Linked DNA regions of Homo sapiens: region 2 is linked to region 1. Evidence: chromatin loops called from intact Hi-C (ENCODE). Cell type or tissue: GM12878. All regions are shown on one strand. Links, peaks and the distances in the headings refer to the core of each region. The heading gives the core; the rest is flanking DNA.

The links. A loop is a pair of places that touch in the nucleus more often than their neighbours do. Peaks named below come from ENCODE experiments on the same cell type or tissue, not always from the same donor. Only the 100,000 strongest peaks of a DNase experiment are listed, where the experiment ranks them.
Region 2: a loop joins it to region 1, with 2.0 times the contacts of the local background. A loop is called at or near these places in 20 of 110 quality-filtered maps.

Annotation. Positions count from the first base shown.
Region 1 is chr17:76,563,770-76,569,024 of GRCh38, forward strand. ST6GALNAC2 (ST6 N-acetylgalactosaminide alpha-2,6-sialyltransferase 2) reads right to left here. Exons shown (of 9, transcript NM_006456.3): 7 at 4,944-5,027; 8 at 3,684-3,783; 9 at 1,608-2,502. The coding sequence ends at 2,335. SNHG16 (small nucleolar RNA host gene 16) reads left to right here. Exons shown (of 3, transcript NR_038111.1): 3 at 1-1,579. LOC122455342 (testis-specific serine/proline-rich protein) reads right to left here. Exons shown (of 1, transcript NM_001395979.2): 1 at 5,028-5,255. The coding sequence ends at 5,028. Among named protein-coding and RNA genes, the nearest start is that of SNORD1A, 4.8 kb to the left of the region's middle. RefSeq lists enhancers at 2,989-3,489, 3,490-3,990. In GM12878, for the core only: no CTCF peak of the experiment used is centred there; no DNase peak of the experiment used is centred there.
Region 2 is chr17:76,693,648-76,701,700 of GRCh38, forward strand. The region is part of intron 1 of MXRA7 (matrix remodeling associated 7); the gene reads right to left. Among named protein-coding and RNA genes, the nearest start is that of MXRA7, 13 kb to the right of the region's middle. RefSeq lists enhancers at 3,506-4,059, 4,060-4,613, 4,614-5,166, 6,489-6,993, 6,994-7,498 and 1 more. In GM12878, for the core only: no CTCF peak of the experiment used is centred there; a DNase peak (open chromatin) is centred at 3,324.

The DNA of each region.
Region 1 (5,255 bases), core at 1-2,500:
TTATTTTATTTTATTTTATTTTATTTTATTTTTTGAGACGGAGTTCCACTCTGTCGCCAGGCTGGAGTGAAGTGGTACAATCTTGGCTCACTGCAACCTCCACCTCCCGGGTTCAAGCAATTCTCCTGGCTCAGCCTCCTGAGTGCTGGGACTACAGGCGCGTACCTTCTTTAGTAGAGACTGGGTTTCACCATGTTGGCCAGGATGGTCTCTATCTCCTGACCTTGTGATCTGCCTGCCTCAGCTTCCCAAAGTGCTGAGATGACAGGTGTGAGCCATCAGACCCAGCATTTTTTTTTTTAATTTAAATTTAAATTTTTTTTCATTTTTTTGAGAGGTTTTTTTTGTTTTGTTTTGTTGTTGTTGTTGTTGTTGTTTTTGAGACAGTCTTGCTCTGTCACCCAGGCTGGGAGTGCAGTGGCATGATCTCTGCAACCTCTACCTCCCAGGTTCAAGCAATTCTTGTGCCTCAGCCTCCCAAGTAACTGGGACTACAGGTGCACGCTACCACACCTGGCTGATTTTTTTTGTTTTAGTAGAGACAGGGTTTCAACCATGTTGCCCAGGTTGGTCTCAAACTCCTGAGCTCAGGCAATCCACCCGCCTTGGCCTCCCAAAGTGCTAGGATTACAGGTGTGAGCCACCACACCCAGCTATTTTTTCTTTCGTTTTTTAATTTTAAAGTTGGGGGGGGGTCTCAATTTGTTACCCTGGCTGGTCTCGAACTCCCGGACTTAAGCGATCCTCTGGCTCCAAGCCCACTACCAGTCTCAGGTTTCTTTACTAAAAGATCACTACCTTTTTTTCTCTTATCTGCTGCCATGTGAGATGTGGCTTTCACCTTCCGCCATGATTGTGAGGCCTTCCCAGCCATGTAGAACTGTAAGTCCAATAAACCTCTTTTGTAAATTAAAAAAAAAAAATCACTATTTAAGATACTAGGATGGATTGTGACTGTTGAGGAGTACTTACATATCCTACATTTGACTACATTATTTCCAAACCAAGTATTCCATCCAAAGGAACATACTGCTATCATAGAGACCAAGGAGGGACTGTTTAAGGTTGCCAAGGTGAAGCGAGCTGAGAGGCTTTGTCCTCGTGCCAGTAACTCTGAAATCTCTCTTAATTCCTGCTGTCCAGGCAGCAGAATGCCATGGTTTCCCCAAGTAGGTAGCTGCTTTAGCAGTTAAAGCCCAAATGTCTGTTCTGTTGATCAGAGGTCTCTGAATTTCTGAAGTGGTGTTTCGTTTCTGGTGACTGAGTTAATCCTTTACAATCCCTCTTGTAAAGTGTGCTAATAGAAAGAATCCACCTTTCAAAGCTGCAGAACCAGACCGTGCCCTAAATTGACCAACGTAACTGATGTGCCTCAGGAAGTCTCTTGCCAGCTGTCCCTGTGAAGACCCCCCTCCTCCCCCCCAGCTGCTGCCTTGCACACTGAAGCATCTCAGACTGTGCAAAGCCGTGTAGTCATCAAGACAGTAAATCCCAGGGCTTGGTTAAGTGCTGTGTGATAACTTGTTTGGATGAGACTTAACTTAAAACCACTTACAATAAACTTGGGAAACTACCGTCAGCTGAGTTCAAATTTACTGACGCCATGATATGAGGATGAAGGTTTATTACCTGGTGACATCATCCTGTTGGTGACAAGGTGGTGATACATCTCTAATGGGACTTCCCTCAGTGGCAGGCAGGCTGCCAAGCAACTAACCCCCATCAAGTGCCAGACCCTCCCAGTGTTCTGAGAGTCATCTCCATGCTAAACAGCCTGCGTTTTATATGATTTCTCTACCCAGCCAAAAAAAAAAAAATGGTCCATCATGTACGCAGTTATCTAGTCTTAAGTTATATTCTGGCTTTTTTCTCCCACTTTATTATGGAGCAGAAGTAAGCCTATCATGTTCTTAGAAAGGCTCTTAAGAGGTGTCCTGGAGTCCTTGAATCACTTTAGCATCTGGGGTAGGATGTGCCACCAGGAGGATTTGGGCTGGAGCGTGTGTGTTTGCCTTTGACCTGGACTGCTGTCTGATCTTGCTGAACACTCCACCGACATTTCCTAAAGTTGCTCAGTGCCAATCCAGCAAAGCAGTCCATTTTCCCTTGGCCAAGATTGAGATGTATTGTTTTAGATACAGAAGAGTTCTTGGATGAGCCAAGGACAAGCTGGGGTGTCCTATATTGAACAGACCTCGATGAAAATCTTGAATTCACCCCAGTGCCCTCTGTTGGCAAGGGAAGGTGAAGATTGAAAAGTTAAAAAAGCTTTTGGCCACTTGAGAGGATCAGGGCCGCAACTCTTGAAGAAGCAAAGGGCTCAGTGCATTGGGGTCAGCGCTGGTACAGCTGAAGGATGCCGGCCTTGTGCAGGTCCCTCCACAGGGCAGCTTCCAGGGACAGATCGTGGTTTGCATAAAATATCAATGGCTTCATTTTTCGTTCGAAATAGTGGTCGGAAAATTTCCAGTAGTTGCTTGTGATGAATCCATAGGCACTGACCTGGGCAAGGATAGTCGCTGGATTAGTATTTGTTGAGCGTCTAGTGTGTACAGACACTTGGGTGAAGTGACATGAGTTTAGAAAGGTGTCCGTCTGCTGAGGTGAGGATAATGGTCTAGGGCTTATTCCCACTTAGCAAGTGGGGAGATGGATTCAGGGGTGACTCACTGTGTCCCCACTTGGCATAGCTGGTGATTGCCAGAGCTGGATTTGGAACTCAAGGGTGGAGGCAAAAGCCCATTACTACTCTCTCCATCCTAACTGGGGACTGCAGTCAAGACACTCCTGCATCAGAATAGGAAAAGGCCCTGTGTGGTGGCTCACGCCTGTAATCCCAACACTGGGAAGCTGAGGTGGGAGGATCACTTGAGCTTGGAAGTTTGAGACCAGCCTGGGCAACATGGTAAGACCCTGTCTCTACAAAAAGTAAAAAAAAAAAAAAAGAGCTGGGCGTGGCAGTACATGCCTGTGATCCCAGCTACCCAGCTACTTGGGAAGCTGAGGCAGGAGGATCATCACACCACTGCACTTAAGCCTGGGTGACAGAGTTGAGACCCTGTCTCAAAAAAGAGGGAAAAGATTTAGGTGTGAGTCGTGGAGAGGCATTTGGCCCCCAGCTCTCCATACCAGCTTTAGCATGGGTCACGGCCTCTCCTTGAAAGCTGCTGCTTGGCCCCTGCCTCCATGAGCTTCACGTGGGTCATATCCCATCAGGAATGACTCTTAACGGTGATTTCAAAGTAGTTGCATGTGGGAGGCTAAACCTGCTGCCCTACCCCAGCTCTAGGATGTCCCCATAAAAGAATGTCCCTATTTGGCCCAGTATGTTGAGGACTTTGGCTTTCACAAGGGCAGTTTGATGATTTGAGCCTTAAATACCATACTGAGTGGCTGCCTTGGAGAAGAGTGAAAGAAGGAAGCCTGGGGCAGGTGTCAGGAGCCAAGGCAAGCCTGAGGCAGGTGTCCGGAGCCAAGGCAAGGCTGGCCCAGGACCTGTCCTTCAAAGGCCCCAGGGTTGTGGGCAAGGAAGTGAGCAGTACCAGCAGCACTCTTGGAACTGGGGATTCCACGAACAGAGGCCAAGAGTCCCAGCTCCGAGGTAAGGGATATCAGGGGATCCTGTTGGGTTCTGTTATCCTGTGTTCTGCCGGCATGGGCTTCTGGAAGAGAAGGCCTCTTACCTGGTCACAGGTATGCAAAGCTGTCAGCAGCATGAGAGCCCCGGTACTAGGCATATATAGGTCTCCAAAATGTGTGTTAATCAACTTTGATTTCAAGAACCTGGAAGCAAAAAGAGACATTTCAGCTCACTAGCTTGATGGCTATCATCACACTTCACAACTACACATTCAAATAGGTGGGAAAACTTCAAAAACTGAGGGCCTTCTACTCCAGTCAGTTCTTTATTCGGTCCAAGTGGACTAAATACAAAGATCTTTGAGACCTTAGGTAAGGTTGGGGGAGGGGGTGGTGAGAAAGGAACCACAGGTTCCCCCTTTTGGCAACAGCTTGTTTTCACCCCAAGCTACTAAGTAACCACACTGCCAAGGGCATAGGTGGCCTGTTTATTTAGCCTGAGACTGCAGTTTCTCTCTACTCCACATCTTGATTAAGTAGGAATCACGTGTGAGGGACAGGGAGCTCAGACCCTGTGACCGGACCCACACAGTCCAAGAGTGAGGCCAGGGTGTGACCACGGGCTCTGCCCTCAGGCCTGAGTTCACATCGAGCTGTGCCAGGCCGATCACCTGACCTCTCAGAGCCTGTCTTCCTCTGTAGCACGGGACTAATTAGAGGGGCTTCATTTGCCTCCCCACATCCACACACCCCTCTCCAACTGCTCCCTGCCCTGGGATTCGAGCCTCTGGTCCACAGCAGGGTTTCTCAGTCTCAGTGCTGTTGACACTTGGGGCCAGGTGCTTCTTGTGATGTTCAGCAGCATCCCTGGCCTCTACCCACTGATGGCACTTGCCGCCACCACCCTTGTGACAACCCCAGACGAGGACCATATGCACATCCACATTGAGAACCCCTGGCAGGAGGGAGGGAAGGGGGTTGAGGCTGGTCCCCGGGTTCCTTCCGGCACCTTGTGTTGGCTGTGTTTGGGCCTGAAGGTTCTGATGCCCTGCTGCTGACGGCGCCACTGCTGCTGTGCACCTTATGGTCCCAGCTCCCAGTCTGTGCCTTTGTATAAACCTCCTTGAGTTATCCTGAGTTTCCTGTCCATTTCCTGGTGACTGACATATATCACCCTCCCTCTATCAAGGTGCTAAATAAAACAGTAAATGAAGTGACAGTGCTTTGCACACAGCACTCGGGACAGTGGAGCTCTGGTTATCGGTCAGTGCGTGGGGCTCGTGCGAGGGCGCTGACTGGATGTGGGTGGGTGTGTAAAAGGGGGAAGGAAGGGGACGCTGTTCTTCAGGCACCCCACTCCGTACCTTTCTGTCAGGTAGCTGATGAAGTCCGGATGTAGCAGCTTGAATTTACTGGCAGAGGCTTCTGGTCCAAAATAGGCGTGCGGCCTAGGACCCATGATAGAAGTGGACAGAGCGCCCAGAGCCGTCGTATTGCAAGGGGGAGATGGAGGGGAGGGTCAGGGCGCCGGAGTAGCCGCGGTACCCTGAGCGGTAGGAGCGGGGCTGGGAGTAGTAGCGGGAGAAGGGGGTGTAGAAGGTGGCAGGCAGTACGTTGGGGACCACGTGCGGCTTCCCGCTCACCAGGACCTCCACGGGCGGGGTGTAGGAGAGAGA
Region 2 (8,053 bases), core at 2,293-4,792, 130 kb after region 1:
CCGCCCTGGGCAACATGTCAAACCTCATTTCTACAAAAAAATTACAAAAATTAGCTGGGCATGGTGGGATGTGCCTGTAGTCCCAGCTGAGGCTGAGGTGGGAGGATCACTTGAGCCCAGGAGGTCAAGGCTGCAGTGAGCCGAGATCACACCACTACACTCCAGCCTAGGTGAAAGAGTGAAAGCCTGTCTCAAACAAAAGAAAACAAAACAACAACACAACAAAAAACTTCTGGTGTAGCTGTGTGACTTTATATACAGGATGTAATTTAAAATTTCTTTCTTATTGTGACACCTAATTAAAAAAAGCTTGAAAACACTGCTCAATTGGCCATTTATTTTGTTGTCTGTGCAGAAATCCCCTGTTCTTTTGGAAGTTGTCCCTTGAATCCCGTGGCCCCAGTTGGGGCGGTCAAACCCTCCCCCTTCCATCTACTTATCTGGATGGGCGGGGGCATAGGCCCAGGAGCCCAATTTCTGCTTGGGGGACAAGGACCCTCTGGGACCAGAGCAGTGAGCTGCCTAGAGTGGGCCCGGGTGGAGAGACTCGTTGGAGAGCCCCCTCCCCTACCATGTGCTTGTCCTGAGGCCATTCCACCCTGCCTTTCCCTGCCTGAGAACCGCTCCATTCCAACTCCCACAGCCCCTGGACCACGGTGTCCGCCATCCACTGACACCTCTCCTGTCCACCACTCACCACACTCAGACTTTGCAGGCCAAGAACATCTCAAATTTGCCTGCATCAAATCTCAGCTCTGCTGAAGTCAAGGGTTGGATAGCCATGGAATGTTTTTTTGAGTGGTTATCAAACTGCACCTCATAGAGGCATCCCAGGGCCTCACACCTGGGCTTCTACTGGAAATAACATCCTCACTTTTATCTGGGTAACTTGTTAGGCTTTTAAAGAATATACTAATAATAATTGAATGAATTCCAATTATTATTATTGTTATTATTGAGACAGGGTCTTACTGTCACCCAGGCTGTTGGTAGAGTGATGCGATCTCGGCTCACTGCATCCTTGCCCTTCCAGGCTCCGTCAATCCTCCTACCACAGCTTCCCTAGTACCTGGGACTACAGACATGGGCCACGAGGCTTGGCTAATTTGTGTATTTTTGGTATAGATGAGGTTTTGCCATGTTGCCCAGGCTGGGCTTGAACTCCTGGGCCCAAGGGATCTGCCTGCCTCAGCCTCCCTGCTTCTGGCTGTGGTGTTTTACTTTTTTAAAAAATAACGGGGGCCGGGGGCCTGTAATCCCAGCACTTTGGGAGGCTGAGGTGGGTGGATCACCTGAGGTCAGCAGTTCGAGACCAGCCTGGACAACATAGTGAAACCCTGGGTCTACTAAAAAATAAAAAAAATTAGCTGGGCATGGTGGCAGGCACCTGTAATCCCAGCTACTTGGGAGGCTGAGTCAGGAGAATCGCTTGAACCCGGGAGGTGGGGGTTGCAGTGAGCCAAGATCAAGCCATTGCACTCCAGCCTGGGCAACAAGAGCGAAACTCCGTCTCAAAAACAAAACAAAACAAAATAAAACAATAAAACCACCAGTGTTGACTGCATTTTGCCCTGATTTTATAAAAGTGTGGACACAACAGAAAAGTGAAAGTGCTGACTCCAGTAGTAAGAAGTGCCGGTTTCAGACACAGTGCAATGGAGACAAAGACACAAACCCTTCTGCAAGGGGTGGCTCTTTAGCTTCAGGTGTGTGTGTGTGTGTGTGTGTGTGCAACGGGATGGGAAGGGATAAAGCAAAACCTTGTGCGAAATACCAGAGCTCCATCGTCTAAGGCTGTGCTCAACAGAGAGCTGGCACTAAGGATTTTACCTTCGTGCCTCCCTCATAGCACGCCCATCTTTCCTTCCGCTTTGGCACAATCAAATTTGCAGCTATGTTTTCAGGAGTGTGCACGGTGGGGGCCTGGAGGAAAGGGAGCTCAGCTGTGTCTGCAGGGAGCAAAGAAGGCCTCAGAGTGGATGAGAAAGCCACGCTGGGTCCGAGATGGGCTTGCCAGGCAGATGTAGAGAGAAGGGCATCTGGGCAGAGTGCACAGCCCATGTAAAGGCATGGAGGCACGGAACACCTCGGCTCTTCCAGTGGCTCTACAGACTTGGGTATGATTGCAGGGTGGGTGTGACACAGTCAGAAATAGTGTGCAGAGGCTGGGTGTTGTGGCTTATGCCTGTAATCCCAGCACTTTGGGAGGTTAAGGCAGGTGGATCATTTGAGGCCAGGAGTTCAAGACCAGCTTGGCCAACACGGTGAGACCCCCTCTCTACTAAAAAAATACAAAAATTAGCTAGGTGTGGTGGCGGGTGCCTGTAATCCCAGCTACTTGGGAGGCTGAGGGAGGAGAATCTCTTGAACCCAGGAGGCGGAGGTTGCAGTAAGCCGAGATCGCACCACTGCACTCCAGCCTGGGTGACAGAGCGTGACTCTATCTCAAAAAGAAAAAAAGAAAGAAAGAAACAGTGTGCAGAAATGCAGGGTCTGCAACCACAGAGATCATATACAGGACACTAAAGCGTTTGGTTTCATTCCTCAGGAAGTGAGAAGCCACCTGAAACTTTCAAACAGGGATAAACAAGGCTGGGCGCGGTGGCTCACACCTGTAATGCCAGTACTTTGGGAGGCCATGGTGGGAGGGCTGCTTGATGCCAGGGGTTTGAGACCAACCTGGGCAATGAAGTGAGACCCCCATCTCTATAAAAAATTAACAAATTAGCCGGGGGTGGTGGCATGTGCTTGTAGCCCCAGATACTTCGGAGGCTGAGGTGGGAGGATCGCTTGAGTCCAGGAGTTTGAGGCTGCAGTGAGCTATGATGATGTTACTGTACTCCAACTGAGTGACAGTGGGAGACCCTGCCTCTAAAAAAATAAATAAAAATAAAAAATAAACAGGTGTCAATACAAATTTTTTAAACGAAAAAAATAAACACGGACAAACAGAGTGAGAGCTGCACTTGGGAGGCTGAGGTGGGAGGATTGCAATGGGGCAAGAGAAGAGGCAGGAGGAACTATGAGAAGAGGGTACAGAGCTCAGGGGAGAGATGATAAAGGCCCAAACTGCGATGCTAAAGGCACCTGGCCTTCAGCTCAGCGTTGAATGAATCCGTGAAGGTGCGGCCAGCCAAAGGCAATCTCTCCAGGGTCTCATGGTCTGAGTCCTCCCCACCATCAGGCAGCTGTGCCATGGTGGGTGCGACCAGGATCATTTCCTGGAGGCGGCACGAACCCAACAGAGTACGCAGCTGATTCTTCCTGAGGTCTCAAAGGAAACGGAACAGAGCAGCTGCTCGAGCGCTGACTCAAACCTCACCCAAGGCCATCATCACCGCGGAGTTCCTGTCCATGCCCTTGGTCCCAGGAGTGTTCAGGCTACTCGGCTCATGGGCTGAACTGTGTTCCACGCCCCAATTCATATGCTGAAGCCTTGGCCCCAACTACCTCTCAGCCTGACTCTATTTGGAAACAGGGCCTTTAAAGAGGTGATTAAGTTAAAATGAAGCCATTAGGGTGGGCCCTAACCCAAGGACTGCTGTCCTTATAAGAGGAAACTCGGACACACACAGAGACATGAGAGTTGTGAGTGCACAGAGGAAAGACCATGTGAGGAGGCGGAGAAGGCGGCCAACTGCAAGCCAGCGAGACAGGGCTTAGGAGGACCCGAACCTGCGGACACCCTGAACTTGGCCCTCCAGTCTGCAGAACTCTGGGAAAAGAAACGTCTGTTGCTGAAGGTGCCCGGTCTGTGGTGTTTTGTTATAGCAGCCCTGGCAAATGAATACATCATGTTTCTGATGAAAGTCAATCAATTTCATGGAAACAGTGAATTGAGACAGGCAGCTGGCGTCACCCTGGCTGGTCCCCAGGGCAGGCTGGGCTGAGCCCAAGCTCCATCACTTCACTGATCAGAGTCTCAGCATTTTATGACTGAATAGAGACCACATTTTAATGTCATGTTCTGGGATAATTTTCTAATTCAGCTTTTCCCTCCAATGGAGGAGGTGGAGGCGGGAGGGGGAAGGCAAACGGGACGTGCCTCCTGACAGCCTCCCCAGTGCTAGGAGCCTAGGACCAGGGTGCCCCGGAGGCCAAGCTGAGGGGCCCGGCCAGGCTGCAGTAGCTGGGAGACACAGTGAACCAAGCTCACGCCCTGCAGGCTGCACGCTGCCATTTATGGCTGCCCTGGCTGATTCAAGCTAATTCAAGCGTGATGCAAAGTGCTGAAGTCGGGAGAGGGAGAGAGGGGAGGGGAGAGAAGAGAGGGATAGATAAGGCGGGGGGAGGGGAGAGAGAGAGAACACTAACAGAGGGAGAGAGAGTGATAGAGACAGATTTCTGCCTGCGTGTCTGCTGCCCAAGGAGATGGTTCTGCTGTGGGGCAGTGCAAAGAAGGTCTCTTGTGGCCCTGTGGCCACCAGAGCTGCCGCATGCTGTGACTGCACCAATCCCACTGGCTAATCCAGAATGACTTTAGAGGACAGCGGCTCCAGGAGGCAGGCCGTTCCTAACTCCCAAGGGGACACCTGTCCCTCCCCTGCCTGCAGCAGGCAAGGATGGAGATAACAGGAAGGCGACAAGGGGCCTGCCCAGGCCCCCCAACCCCAGAATGGGCCGGGCCCAGGGCTGCCTCCACAGTGCCTGACAATGCTCTCACTCCTTCCAGAAGGACTCCATTAGCCAATCAGCTGCTCATCTTTTGCAATGGGCGGGGGGGGAGCAGCAAAGCCCAGCTGGCGCCAGCTCCGGGGGCTTGGTGGTGGGCAGGGAGGGCAGGCTGGGGCAGGGGTCACCTCTGTTCCTCCATACCCGGCAAAACAACTCAGCCATCTCCCCCTCCAAACTACAGCTCCAGGCTGGGGACACGCAGGCTCCACTCTCTAAATCCGTATTTGCAACTGGATGAGGCATGTCCCAGGAACTTCTGTCCAGAACCTAGTAACCCAAGTCTCAAACTGTCCCCCTCTCACTTGTCCAGTTTTTCTTGGCAGCCACAGCATCTCTGACACCTTAACATGGCCTGGGAATGTTGATTCCAACCTGACTTCCTTCCTTTCTGTTTTTTTTTTTTTTTTTTTTTTTTTTTGAGATAAGAGTCTTGCTCTGTTGCCCAGGCTGGGATGCAATGGTGGGATCTCTGCTCACTGCAACCTCCGCCTCCCGGGTTCAAGAGATTCTTCTGCCTCAGCCTCCCGAGTAGCTGGAATTACATGTGCATGCCAGCATCCCCGGCTAATTTTTGTATTTTTAGTAGACAGGGTTTCACCATGTTGGCCAGGCTGGTCTTGAACTCCTGACTTCAAGTGATCCGCCCACCTCAGCCTCCCAAAGTGCTGGGATTACAGGCGTGAGTCACCGCGCCCAGCCCTGACTTCCTTTCTATTCTGAATTCTAGAGTCTCCCCTTCACTCCAACAGGCTTCTGGCTTCACCCCTTTGTTCTCCTGCTACAACCATTCAATGCCTTCAGGTGGCACCTACATCTGCTCTCCTCCAATTCATCCTTTTTGGGGAGACGGACTCATTCTGTAGCCCAGGCTGGAGTGCAGTGGTGCAATCATGGCTCACTGCAGCCTCAACCTCCCTGGGCTTAAGCAACCCTCCCCCCTCAGCCTCCTAAGTAGCTGGGATCACAGGAGTGTGCCACAACACCCAGCTAGTTTTCTTATTTTTTGTAGAGATTGGGTCTCACTATGTTGCTCAGAGTGGTCTCAAACTCCTGGGGTCAAGCCATTCTCCTGCCTCAACTTCCCAAAGTGCTGGGATTACAGGCAGAAGCCACCACACCCAGCCCTCATCCAGCTTTAAGAACATCTTCAAATGCCAACTTCATAATGTGTTTCCTGCTCAAAACCCATGCCACCTGCCTACATTGCCTGACCTTGTTCAATTTCAATAATCTCTGTTTCTCCAAGTTCTACTTCCAGATTCTCCTGCCATCAGATTGGGTGAGGTCTCTCTCCTCGATGGCTAAGAACCGAGGGTGCCACTGGGTAGGGGTGGTGGGCTGGGACTTGGGGTGCTCTTTGCACCATGGCCTCAGGAATGTGATCTGTCCTTCCACATTCACCTCTGCACACACCCCTCTCCTTCCTCTGTCTGGGCAGGGGTCCCCCAGGGTCATAGGACCTGATTTGGAGGCCCTTTAATTCTACCCTAGGTTTGCAGAGACTGCTGCAAGGAGGAGGGGACAGAGTAAAAGGGGCCTAGACTGCCACCCAGAGCAGCTCTGTTTTTGCTTTATGTCCTGGGCTTCCATAAGACACTGAAGAGGCAAGAAGGGATCCAGTGTTTTATTATTATCATTTTTTATTTATTTACTTTTGAGACTGGGTCTCACTCTGTCACCCAGGTTGGAGTGCAGTGGCACAATCTCGGCTCACTGCAACCTCCACCTCCTGGGTTCAAGCGATTCTCCTGCCTCAGCCTCCCAAGTAGCTGATTAGTCCCAAGTAGGGATTACAGGCATGCGCCACCACACCTGGCTTTTTGTATTTTTAGTACAGACTGGGTTTTGCCACGTTGGCCAGGCTGGTCTCGAACTCCTGACCTCAGGTGATCTGCTCGCCTCAGCCTCCCAAAGTGCTGGGATTACAGGCGTGAGCCACCGGACACAGCCAGGATCCAGTGTTTTAGAAAATGTTAGAAAACCACTGATCTAGTGTGGCTTCCGCCTAAGGAAAAACAGTCGCTGATGGAAACTTGGATGAACTGCTGGTATCCCGTCTCTGTCTGAACGCTTCTGGCACAGGAAACTCACTACCTTACAGAGCAGTCTTCCTCTCTGGGGCATAACATAACAGCACGAGGGCAAGAACTGCAGGCGGCTGTGCAGGGCGCTGGGCTACAGGCCTGGGCAGGGACAGAAACAAGATACCTTCCTGCTGCCCCAGGTGGGAGACAAAGAGACAGGACCTGCCTCTAGGCAGGAGCCCACAGCGATTTCTGTTCTTTCTTTTTGTGGCATTGTGGCGTATTTATTCAACAGGTGCCTACTGCGTGCGGGCCTGTTGCAGGAGCTGGGATGTGGCGGGCAAGGGCCCTGCTCTCCGGAACAGGCGTTCCACTGCGGCAGACAAGCCACACTGAAATAAAAGATGACCTCAGACCGGATGAAGTGCTATGAAGAAAGCCAAACGTGATGATACACTGGAGAGAGAGAGAGAGTGGGCGGGCGGCAGGCGGGGGACTTTACATCTGCTCACGGGGGCAAGGACATAGAGAGGAGAGAGGTGAGGACCGACTGCGCGGAGGCTCAGGCAGGGAGGGGTGTGCTGGGCAGGGTCCTGATGTGGGCGCAGGGCTGGCAGGTCTAAGCACCAGAAAGGAGTCTGTGGCTGTGGGGGGCTGGGAGCAGATGCCGAGTAGGCAGGGTGCTCCTGGACCTGGGGCTGTGGGAAGTTTGGAATTGCACGCGGAGGGCTGTGAGCAGGGGCCGGGGGGTGTGCTCTCTGCGCTAGGAAGGTCATGCTGGTTGCTGGAAGAGCCTGGCAGGGGTGGGGAGGACGGGAAACAGGGAGACCAGTGAGGAGGTCACTGAACAGCCACCGAAGCAGGAGCCAGAAAGATGAGAGGAGGGAGGGCTGCTCTCGGAACACACTCTGGAGAGAGGTGACCAGAATTGCAGACAGCAGGTCTTCAGGGCGTGAGGGAGGCGGGGACAACAAGGACATGTCTGGGCTTTTGGTCTGAGCAGCTGAGCGTCGGGGGGGTGGATCCGGGATGAGATGAGGAATGCCGGGTGGAGGGGCAGCAGAAATGAGGCACTTGTCAGCGTGTTGGGCTGAGGTGCACGTAGACAACCCACAGGCCAGGGAGCTCAGGGGAGGCGAGAGCTGGGCGTATAGATGTGGGCACCATCAGCTATTGATCAGGGGGATGGGGGCGGCAGGTGTGTTCTGGAAGGCAGCAAGGCAGGCCTGGTCCAGGAGTCCTGCAGTTGATATTATGGGCATGAGCTCTTCCAGCAGGGCAAAGAGCAGAGGGAGTGTGCTGGGTAAGCCGCAGACAAGGAGGGAGTATGTTGTGGGTGGGGGGTGTCTGGGGAG